2 separate regions of the Homo sapiens genome follow, and region 2 is linked to region 1. Evidence: chromatin contacts called from ENCODE Hi-C or POLR2A ChIA-PET data. All regions are on one chromosome and are shown on one strand. Each heading gives the region's core, a stretch centred on a gene start or an enhancer-like site at or near the end of the contact. The rest is flanking DNA. Distances are from core to core; before and after follow the strand shown.

Region 1 (6,076 bases), core at 512-3,011:
CCCAGAGACCCCACCTCCTAAAACCATCGCCTTGGGTGTTCATACTTCAGCATATTAATTTGGGGGTGCACACATTCAGCCAATAGCAGGTACACTGGTTGACCACACTCTTAAAGAGGACAGCCAAAAAAAATTATTTGGCAGTGTTTTATTTACATTGTATTGTTTACATTGTTTGACCAGTTAGGTATCACTGGAACGATAAACCAGAACGCTCTCTTTTTAAACACTTGGAGTTGAGGAACACACGGCTGCAGGGGCTGATGGGGTGATCAGAACAGGACGTAGAAGCACCAGATATGCTACATTAGGATGGAATTCTGAAGAGGGGGGACTGGAAATATGAGTGAAAGTTCCATGTGGTAAGAAAGAGCATGCTCCTGCAATCCTGTAAATAATAGATGGCAATGAGTATCACGTTACTGTGTAGATTCCATGGGATACTGACAAGAGGCTCCCAGAGTTTTAGTTTTACGTGTCAATATTTAGAATACACTGCACAATATATTATTTACAGGCATTTCAACTACCGATGAAAACCTTCAATGGCAGTTTTAAAATGGGCAGGGAACGCTGTCTGAGTCCAGTGTGTTGCTGTGACAAAGTTCCGTAGTAGACGGGGTGGCTTATCAGCAACAGACATTTATTTCGCGCAGTTCTGGAGGCTGGAAGTCCGAGACCAGCGGCCCGCAGATTGGCCGGCTGTGAGGACCTGCTTCTTGCTCCATAGATGCTGCCTTTTCTCTGCATCTGACATGGTGGGAGAGGTGCAGGAGATCTCTGGGCACAAACCCCATTCATGAGGGCTCCACTGCCATAACCCAGTCACCTCCCAAATACCCCCACCACCTCAAACCATCACCTTGGGTGTTCGTACTTCAGCATATTAACTTGGGGGTGCACACATTCAGTCAATAGCAGGTACACTGGTTGACCACACTCTTTTAAAGGGTACAGCAGGCCAGGTGCAGTGGTTCACACCTGTAATCCCAGCACTTTGGGAGGCTGAGGCAGGTGAATCACCTGAGGTCAGGAGTTCGAGACCAGCCTGGCCAACATGGTAACACCCCATCTCTACCAAAAATACAAAAAATTAGCCGGTATAATCCCAGCAACTCGGGAGGCTGAGGCAAGAGAATTACTTGAACCCAGGAGGCGGAGGTAGCAGTGAGCTGAGATTGCACCACTCCACTCCAGCCTGGGCAACAAGAGTGAAACTCCATCTCAAAAAAAAATAGCCGGGCGTGGTGGCTCACGCCTGTAATCCCAGCACTTTGGGAGGCCGAAGCAGGCAGATCACCTGAGGTCGGGAGTTTGAGACCAGCCTGACCTACATGGAGAAATCCCATCTCTACTAAAAATATAAAATTAGCTGGGCGTGGTGACGCATGCTTGTAATCTCAGTTACTCCAGAGGGTGAGGCAGGAGAATCACTAGAACCTGGGAGGCAGAGGTTGCGGTGAGCCGAGATCACACCATTGCACTCCAGCTTGGGCAACAAGAGTAAAACTCTGTCTCAAAAAATAAATAAATAAATAATACATGCATACATACATACATACGTACATACATACATACATACAGGGTACAGCAAACTAATCCGATTGGAAACTGCCGGACTTTGGGGCTAGATGGAGCATGGGCTTAAAGTGAAACCTACATTTTGGCTCCAACACAGACTAGCTGTGTGCTTGGGCGGGTGATTCAGCTTCCCTGGGGGACAGTCATGCGTGTGTGAAATGGCAGTGGTAGCCCTGAGACAGCAGCATGGGTAAGCAGGCTGGCGACGTCATCTGCAAGGAGGTGTAATTAGGAGCACCAGCTCTGGGGCCAGACTTGGCTTGAGAAACTTGCCCAGGCACTGTAGCTAGAAAGTGGATTTGGATCCCAGCTCCCCGCTCTGTCACCTTGGGCAGGCTGCTTAACCTCTCTGTGCGTCTGTTTCCCTCCCTGTGAGATGGGGCTGGTAAGGGCGCCCCTTGCGGTGGGCGGGAGGATGGAGTCCGCGCCTGTACAGCTCCCCTGCCTCCACTGCGCTCACCAGATACCGGCTCTCCTCACTCCCCTGTACCACTCCCGACCCCCTCCTCCCTGGACCCAGGAGCCCCAGTGCTCTGTGGCAATGTTAAGAGCCTCTCCTGGCTGCTACAGTGCTCCTCTCCCCAGCCTCCCCCAGGCCGTGGTCCTGCCCAGGAAATGCACCTGGGACTGTTGCCAGGCACTCAGGCCCCCCACACGGAGGCTGTTGAGGAAGTGGTGCTAGAAATCAGCTCATGACTCTCACGGAGTGATGTCATGCAAAATTTTCCATAGCTCTGGCAGCCACAGGGGCCATCCTCCTGCCTCTCCGAGGGCACTTCTGCTGAACTGTGCTTTTCCCTGCACTGTGTCAGAAGAGGCAGGTGGGTGCCGGGAGCGCTCTGTGGCCAAGGCTCTGATCACAAGCTGCCAACCCCGGAACCCCACCTATCCTACTTGAGAAGCTGAACTCTGACCCCTGTCCCTGTCCCCAGTGTGATAACTTCCTTTGTTCTTAGGTGGTTTTGAGGTGGTTTCCTGAGGATGTGTCTGGGGAGATGTGATGGGATCAACCCCCTGCCCTGCTGGCAGCCCCACCCCATGGCATAGCAGCAGGCCCCTGGGAGCCCTGAGCGCTCATTAAAGGAACGCACTTTAATGACAGCCACACGCCACCCTGCCACAAGCAGCGCTCTTCTCCCTATGAAGTGTGGTGAGGAAATTGGGGTGAGAGGGTGGTGGAACTGGTTGTTTTGGGGGTCTCTTCCTGGAGTGTGGAGAGATCAGAACCATCTCCAGACCATGGCTGTAGACAGCGGCCCTTGATCATTCACAGAAGATCTCGCTGGGCGGATCCTTCAGACCTCAGCGGGGTGGGAAGAGTGTCCTTGGGACTAGAGCCCTGCCAGACCCCAAAGGCCGGTTTCTACCCGATGATCTCTTGGGCCCCGTCCCGAGAGTGAGGCACGGCGCCACCAGGCACCCCCGATACGCAGCGTGTTGTGAAGTGCCCTTGTGAGCAGCGGGGGATAGGGAACAGAAAACCAGCTGTCAGCGACAGCGAGGTGGTGCCCCAGAGAGGGCTGCCTCATTCGCCTGGCTGCAGGGTCCGAGGTCGTCTTGGTAGCATTTGGCAGGAATTTATTTAGGAAGCATTCAGCAAACCGAGTGTGTGTGGTGCTGGGAGATGACGACGAAATGGCCCTGCCCCCAAGGAAGCCCCTCCCCTGGGGGCACAGGTGGGGAGGGAGGTCATGAGCTTTGTGTGTGTGACAACTGCTGATGGGAATGCTATTGGCACGTACGAGGGGTGCCTGTCCGTGTCTTGGGAGAGCAAGGAAGGCTTCCCGGAGGAGTTGCTGCCAAGTTGGCCCAGAAGGATGAGGAGGAGTTCTTCTGGTGAAGTGGGGAGGGCAGAGGCAGGATGGTCCCTACGGAGCATGTGGGGACGCTCGTGTTCTTCCAGAGGATGGAATGCTGGGCCCGAAGCCTGAAGTATTGTTAGGGTAGAGACAGGCGGGAGGTGCGTGGAGAAGGGGTCATGGAGGTCTTGTTGGGCAGATGGCGGTGGGACGTCCCAGGCAGGGGGAGCATCTTGGGCAAGAGCCCAGGGTGCGAGGTCATGCTTATGGCACATTGGACCAGCTGGAGGACAGCCAGCTCAGGAGAGCAGCCGGCTGGGGTGTCTGCCCACGTGTGGGGCAGGGATGGGCTGCAGCGGGGAGGGATTTGGGAGCTTCTGTCGTAGTCCTGCAGGGAGTGGGAGCTGTGCAAGAAGGAAGGGCGGAGCGGCTGTGATCCAATGACTTTGGGAAGGCCACTCCTGTGATGGAGTGGGGGAAGACAGACCCCAGGCCAGGGGTCCTGAGTCAAGGCAGTGGCTGAGGAGGCACTGGGGAAGGTGATTTGGAGAGGCTTTGGGGGTAGGTCCTGGGGGTCTGGAAGGGCTCTAGGCCAGGAATTTTCAGACTCCTGGGGGCATCAGAATCACCTGGAGGGCTTGTTAAAGCAAAGCTTGCCCCCAGCCTCAGGCAGCTGGGCGGCAGGAATCTGCATGTCTAACAGGCTCCCAGGGGATGCTGACTTGCTGGCCAGGGTCCCACACTTTGAGAAGCCCCGCCTGAAGCTTACAGGACAGGGCAGGTTCTTGAGCCATTGAGTTGGGCAATGCCATGGGAAGTTGCAGGTGCACAGACGTTGCCTTCCTGGCTGCGGTTGAACCTGGGCTCCATTTGTCCCCTTGGAGCTCCAGGCGGCCGGGCCGACTTCGACCCTGAGCTCTCCTGTCTGATTTCCTTTCCAGGTGGCACGTCTCTGAGCTTCCTGGTGTTGGTGACAGGCTGCACATCTGTGGGCAGAATTCCAGATGCTGAAATCTACAAAATCACTGCCACTGACTTTTACCCTCTTCAGGAAGAGGCCAAGGAGGAGGAACGCCTCATAGCTTTGAAGAAAATCCTCAGCTCGGGGGTGTTCTATTTCTCATGGCCAAACGATGGGTCTCGCTTTGACCTGACTGTCCGCACGCAGAAGCAGGGGGATGACAGCTCTGAATGGGGGAACTCCTTCTTCTGGTGAGGCCCTGGGTCCCCTGCAGAGGGTGGGCCCTGGGTCTCCTGCAGAGGGTGGGCCCTGGTTGGCATCTGAGGCCTTGACCTCCACTTGCACCACCCCCGGGTTATGGGGCACCTCTGGAGAGTTAGGACCCAGGCCTGCTCTCAGCACAATGAGAGGAAAACTAACCCTGAACTCCCTGCCACCCCCCACCCCTGGCCCCTGGAATGTGTTCAGTGTAGATTTGGAAAAGAAACCTGCGCCAGGCATGGTGCCTCATGCCTGTAATCCCAGCACTTTGGGAGGCTGAGGCAGGTGGATCACTTGAGTTAAGGAGTTTGAGACAAGCCTGGCCAACATGGTGAAAGCCCATCTCTACTAAAAATACAAAAAAAAAAAAAAAAAAAAATTAGCTGGGCGTGGTGGCAGGTGCCTGTAATCCCAGCTACTCGGGAGGCTGAGGCAGGAGAATCGCTTAAACCCAGGAAACGGAGGTTGCTGTGAGCCAAGATGGTGCTACTACACTCCACCCTGGGTGACAGAGCAAGACTCTGTCTCAAAGAAAAAGAAAGAAAGAAAAGAAACCCTGTTCCATAAGTAAAAAACATAAGAGCCGACGTCTGCTGAGTGCTTCCTCAGTCCCGGGTGCCGAGCTCAGTGCTTCTGCCTGGATTCACTCTTTCAGTCTTCTCAATCATGGTTACCTCCAGTGTGCAGCCGTTTACCGCTGATGTTTATAAAGCACTGTGTTCGGGTCACCGTGCTAAGATCTCTCTGCTGGTAATAACTCATCATTATTATAAAAACCTTTATAATAATTATGCGGAGGCTCTGTTACCCCATTTTACAGGTAGAGAGACTGAGGCACGAATAGTCGAGGGAATTTTGCCAAACTCCACACACTTACTAAGTGGCAGAGCCAGGATTTGAACCCAGGCTTTCTGGGTCCAGGTCCCAAGCTGGTAATCACAGTGCTAAACCAGTCCCATCAATGGGGAAGCTGAGTCACCCTGCCCAAAGGGACTTGTAGCAATGCACTAAGACTAGTCCCGGAGCCCAGGCAGAGGCGGCTGGATTTCTGTATGTTTAAGATCTCCTGGTGCTTTTTCACTCCACAGCAGGACAGAGACAAGAGTGGACAACCCTGTAAATACATAAATTATCTATTGCCCTTTCTGGACATAATGCTGTTTCTGTCAGATTCGCACTGATGCCTAGAGATGCCAGGTAGAAGCAAAAGTGAGGAAAGTCCTGCCATGGGAGTCGTTCCAATGAACCTCATCTAATGTAATGTTTTAGAATCCAGTGTCTGCCTTTTGAAGCTATATCAGTTTTCCCAGCTCTGAGACGGGACTCGTGAGGTTTATTTCTGACCTGTTTGTGCCTCTCTCCCTTTGCCAGAGGCAGCCACAGGTTTTCATCTGGCCTTGGTGCTTTGGATTCCCCAGAAGTGAATTCCTGATTTCTGCCGGAAGAAGGGGACCCTCCCCACATCCCTGTGTCC
Region 2 (5,518 bases), core at 212-2,711, 1.8 Mb after region 1:
TAACTGTAGACAATCAATTAAAAATAAAAAAGAAATGAGGATAAGCCACAACTCTGAAAGACAGTAATTTCAGCCTAAAGGTAAATGACATCCAACAGCCCCCGTATTTCCCAAATCTACAAATCTGTGTTAATTATTTAAAAACCACCTACTAAGAGTGTAAATGGGGCCAGACACTGTGGCTCACAGGTGTAATCCCAACACTGCGAGGCCGAGGCAGGAGGATCGCTTGATGCCAGGAGTTTGAGACCCCTTTGGGCAACATAGCGAAACCCATTTCTACAAAAAATAAAAACAAAGCCGGATGCGGCGGCGCGGACCTGTGCTTGGAGAATGCAGTGAGCTATGATGGCACTCTCGTCTGGGCGACAGGTGGGACCCTGTCCCTAAACAAAGCGAGCCTATTTGGCACAGCTTTGATGCGGGGTGGAATCTGATGGCGGGGAAAAAAAAAAAAAGTAATAACCACCAATTTCATGCTCTGCCACTTCGTACAGCTATACCAGCCTTTTCCTTCAGATTCTGCAAGTTTTTTGCTCATTAAAACTCTCTTTATCTGTGAGGAGAGAAATCGGTAGTCAACGGGGAAGGTGGTGACTTTCAGATTTGTTTACGAAAAAAATTAGGAATCTATCAAGAAACAGTAAGCTCTGTAGGTATCCAAAGGCCTGACAGCAAACGCTCTGCTAAGTTAGCGCTGCCGTCTCCTGGGGTCAATGCACTCGAGTGGCGTTTCCTGGGCTAACTCTACTGTAAGAAGCTGTCAACCCGGATACGGCTGGACGCCGGACGCCCGACCTCGACTGCAGCTGCGGGCGGACAGGGCACCGGGCTCATCCGAGGGCGCGCGGATGGACCTACTCTTTTTCTGGTAAATGGTCCTAAAATAAAACCTGGCGTTTAACATGGACACTCAGGGGGTCGCCCTGAAACAAAAGGGGGTGCGAGGCGTGGCCCGCACGTGCGAGCCCGGGAGGCCCGCTTTCCCGCGGAGGGCGCGTTTCCAACGCCGCCCCGGACACCACATCCACGCGTTGCCGGTCTCAAAACCCTGCCGCGCGCGGCGGGGCTCCTCCTCGCTGTGGGAAAAGTGGGGCCACAGCGCCCTGCCCCAGAGAACGGCGGGTGGGCTGGGTCCGGCTGCGGGGCCCCGAGGCCCTTTCTGCGGAGGTAAAGGAGAGAAACGAGGGCAGCCGGGGTCCGGTCGCGGTGGGACTCGGCCCTCCCCGGCCGCAAACCCGACCCAGGCCCGGCCCGCCCTTACCGTTTTGGGAGCGGATCGTTTCCCCAGTGCTGCGGTCACCGAACACGGACAAAGGCCCCTCCATCTTGACGGCAGCGATACACGTCGAATTCTGCTTACACCGCGGGCAACCAGTATCGCGGCCCCTCGGCCGACCGGCGACCACAGCAGTGGCTGCGACGGCGTGGAGCGTACCCGAGCGATGTCCCAGGAGCTACTGGGTAACACACCACCCCACCCGCTTCCCGGCTGCCCCGGCCCGGCCGCGGGGCACGGCGGGAAGGAAAAAGAGGCAGGGACAACAGGGAGAGAAACAGGACTGTGACGGAAGTGAGGCTCCGGGGAAGGGGCGGGGTCGGCATTTTTGTCCAATTAGATAGCCGATGGGAAGGGCGCGAAAGCGGAGAACGGAAGTCGGATGTTGGACCGCTGGGAAGAGGTTGAACCTTCGCCTCAAACGATGTTGCGCAGACGCAGTGGGCCATTCTAGTGCCTTCTAGAAAAGGTTGTAAGAAGGGTGGAGCTTGGAGCTGGGGTGTAACTGGAGGGGCGGGCCCTTCTCCAAGTTAGAGTTGGGGTTCTGAGCGAGTCGTGCGTTTTAGGTTTAGTGTCTTTTCCTTGTCCCTGCTCGGGGAGCGTGAGGCAGATCGGCCGGCTTTGCTCCAGGCCTCAGGAGTGTAAGTTTAAGGGCGCGAACCTGGGTGGGACGGGGCAGTTTTTCCAGCGGGCCATACGGGAAAATTTTTGGTTCGAGGAAGACAACCACCCTTTTTAAGGAGAAAACTGCATCTTGCCCTGCCTTATTCCTACGCGGTGCCCAGGTGGGGTGTGTGTGGACCAGTCGATGACCGCCCAAGCTCTCCGAGTAGAAAACCCAAACATGGTTTTGTGGGGTGTGTGCCTTTGACCCCGGACTTAAGCAACAAGCGTGGTCTTGGGCGTAGCTACGAGGTGGTTGGTGGGCTCCAGGGCCTGCGTGCCCCTCGACGTGAGCGATGATTGGCGATGAAGGATAACAGATCGCCTTCTCGGCCACTCAGTGGCAGGGGACTTGCTACTTCCGGGTCGGTGGCGTCTGGCGTGGAGAGTTTGGGGATCTACAGCAGCCAAAGGCTTGTCCCTGACTTTATATGGCTGCTCCTGGCGAGCGACTGAGTCGTCCGTGAGGAAAAAGAGGCGAGGCTTTTCCGAGATCGTCTCAGCGATGGCGCTTCGGTCGCGGTTTTGGGGGTTGTTCTCGGTTTGCAGGAACCCTGGTAATTAGTCTTGCCCCCCTTCTCCCAGCTCACTCGCCTGGGCTTGCACAGTACATTGGAACGTGCGGGTTCTATTTTGTATTCGACGTGCCGGATCGAAATAGAGCTCGCGGCACTGCGAAGACCACAGTAGGAAGTTAAGGACGGGGTCAGTGCTGACTCCACCCTGTGGGCATACGTATTTTTCGTCCCCTCGGGCCTAAAGATTGGGGGTGTAAAAGCGGATAGACGTTAGAGCGGGTTCGTGCGCTGTCCATATCCGTCATTTTTAAGCCCTGTGCGGTTTTTCCCGTTGCCCAGGGTGCAGGTTCGCAGCCCTGTCAACCAGCTCCGAGCCGGCAGCGAAACCTGAAGTGGACCCTGTGGAAAATGAAGCTGTCGCCCCAGAATTCACCAACCGGAACCCCCGGAACCTGGAGCTTTTATCTGTAGCCAGGAAAGAGCGGGGCTGGCGGACGGTGTTTCCCTCCCGTGAGTTCTGGCACAGGTAATTAAATCTGCTTGTGATTGACAAGGGCAGTGCACCCTACAGACTATTTTCATTCATTCAACTCCAGGCACTCTCCCAGGTAGCTGCCATGCGGCGGGTAGAGGCAGGGTTCGCGGAGGGGCTGGAACAAACAACAAATAGGTGTGATGGGGGCTATTTAAAGAGGATGTTACAGTAGCGGACAGGATACCTGCCTGTCTGAGGTGACATTTAAGAAGGTGAGATCTGAAAGAGGAAGAAGCCTAGTCATCTGCCAGAAAGAGCAGTCCTAGCAAAGGAAACTGCTGGGGTGAGGAACTGAAGGGCTTGTGGATCTGAAGCTCAATGGGCAGAGGATGAATGGCCCAAGATGAACATGGAGGGGTAAGGAGGCGACAGATGATTAGCTTTGTAAGTCAAGATGAGCACTTTAGACTTTCTTTTCATTATAGTGGGAAACTACGAGAGGATTTAAAGCTTGAGCCCGAATTGGTTTTTCAAGATCATTCTGGCTGGGCGCATTGTCTCATGCCTGTAATCCCAGCACTTTAGGGAGCCAGCCGAAGAAGCCGGATCATCTGAGGTCAGGAGTTTGAGACCAACCTGGCCAACATGGTGAAACCCCGTCTCTACTAAAAATATAAAAATTAGAGGGGCGTGGTGGTGCACGCCTGTAATCCCAGCTACTCCAGTGGCTGAGGCACGAGAATCACTTGAACCCAGGAGGCGGAGGTTGCAGTGAGCTGAGCGCCTGGGCGACAGAGCAAAATTCTGTCTCAAAAAAAAAAAAATCATTTTAGCTGCTTTTTGGAAGATTAAATTTTTGAGGGAGCAGGACTTGAAGAAAGACCAGTTAGGAGTCTAGTATGACTTGAGATACTTTGTTATAAAGGTGGTTGTTTAATGAACACTTACATTTGCCAGGAATTATGCTACTTGCTTTATATGTTTTTTCTCATTTAATCCTTAAAATTACATCATGAAGCAGTTATAATTTCCCCCATTTTACAGGATCAAAGAAATTGAGGTTTAGGGAGACATGATTAGTAAGTGCCAGAGCTAAGATTTACATATGTTTTAACTGACCTCAGAGCCAGGACGCTAGGTTATTACCACTATACTACAGCATGTAAGTGTTTATCAGGTTTATCTGCTGCTTATCTGCTTGGTGAGGATTTTTTAGAATTTCTTAAGGACTTCTTAAGTACTATGTAAAGTTGTAAGAGTAAATTGGAAATCATTACTGTGTGATGTATTATTTATTTATTGAACAAGCATCATACCTGTATCACTTGCTAGGCATTGCGTTAGAGGCAGGAGTTACAAAGATAAAGTAGATGTTATCCCTGTCATCAAAAGTCTTAAGTTTCATAGTGGAAAGTGGAATGGGGATAATGATGTGTTACAGTTGCTGTAATACATTTTTACTCATAGAGGAGGGAGTCCAAGAAAGGGAGTAGGCAGTTCACTTTTTAAATAATCTGGATCTTAAGGCTAAAAATCTTTTGAAACACCCAACCTATTACTTTCTTTTTTCTTTGTTTTTGAGACAGGGTCTGGGTCTGTTGCCCAGGCTAGAATGCAGTGGTATGATATCTGCTTACTGCATCCTTGACTTCCCTGGGCTCCAGCAATCTTCCCACCTCAGCCTCCTGAGTGGCTGGGACTAGAGGCGCATGCCATTACTCCCAGCTAATTTGTTTTGTTTTGTTTGAGACAAGCTCTGGCTCTATCACCCAGGCTGGAGTGCAGTGGTACAGTATCAGCTGGCTGCAACCTCTGCCTCCCAGGCTCAAACGATTCTCCCATCTCAGCTTCCTGAGCATCTGGGACTGCAGGCACACACTACCATGGCCGGCTAATTTTTTTCTTTTTCTTTTTTTTTTTTTCTGGTATTTTTTGTAGAGATGGGGTTTTGCTGCTGCCCAGGCTGGTCTCGAGCTCTTGAGCTCGAGAGATCTGCCTGATTCAGCCTCCCAAGGTGCTGGGATTACAGACGTGAGCCACTGCACTCGGCCCCAACGCATTACTTTGATTTAATATTTGGATCATTAAAAATAACTAAAGATGTATTTCCTCATTTTTTCTCTGTCTGCCTTACTCGCAATATTAAAAGTAGAGAATTTCAGAATATTATAGTAGGAAATGACCTTTGACATAATGAATCGGGCCCTTCATTGAACAAATGGTTCAAGTGTCAGCAAACTACGGCCCGTGGGCCAAAGGTAGATTGTGAGCTAAAAACTTGTTTTTACTTTTTTTAAGTTAAAAAAAAAATCAAAAGAATATTTTGTGGCTTGGGAAAATTAAATGAAAATCAAATTTCGTTGCCCAGGTTCTTAGAACCTAGCTGTACCTACTCTCATTTGTTTACGCATCACCTGGCTGTTCTAGCACTACAATGGCTGAGTCGAACAGTTTCAACAGAAGCTATTGGACCTAGAAAGCCTAAAATATTTACTATCTGGCACTTTGTGGAAAAAGATTGTTGACTCCTGGTTTAACAGATTGTGATTTTTGGCCGGGCGCGGTGGCTCACGTTTGTAATCC

What was found. A loop is a pair of places that touch in the nucleus more often than their neighbours do. ChIA-PET counts read pairs that join two places held with the same protein, here RNA polymerase II (POLR2A). Pooled maps may share reads with other maps.
Region 2: a pooled map shows a loop between it and region 1 (12-fold over the local background). The contact joins the promoter of TCP1 here to the enhancer-like site in region 1. A Hi-C loop is called at or near these places in 2 of 50 pooled maps. POLR2A ChIA-PET finds 5 or more read pairs at or near these places in 2 of 52 experiments (AG04450 and OCI-LY7).

What each region holds. Positions count from the first base shown.
Region 1 is chr6:158,024,435-158,030,510 of GRCh38, forward strand. It overlaps SYNJ2 (synaptojanin 2), which reads left to right. Exons shown (of 27, transcript NM_003898.4): 3 at 4,322-4,592. Among named protein-coding and RNA genes, the nearest start is that of SYNJ2-IT1, 26 kb to the left of the region's middle. RefSeq lists enhancers at 1,635-2,322, 2,323-3,010, 2,528-2,597. Within about 2 kb of position 1,762, at least 36 of the 41 ENCODE cell types and tissues checked have a DNase peak (open chromatin) inside an H3K27ac peak, as active enhancers do.
Region 2 is chr6:159,788,141-159,793,658 of GRCh38, forward strand. It overlaps TCP1 (t-complex 1), which reads right to left and starts at 1,462. Exons shown (of 12, transcript NM_030752.3): 1 at 1,265-1,462; 2 at 1-3. The coding sequence starts at 1,328. MRPL18 (mitochondrial ribosomal protein L18) reads left to right here and starts at 2,327. Exons shown (of 4, transcript NM_014161.5): 1 at 2,327-2,499; 2 at 2,800-2,986. The coding sequence starts at 2,448. RefSeq lists enhancers at 660-1,324, 1,325-1,988, 2,245-2,424, 2,455-2,514.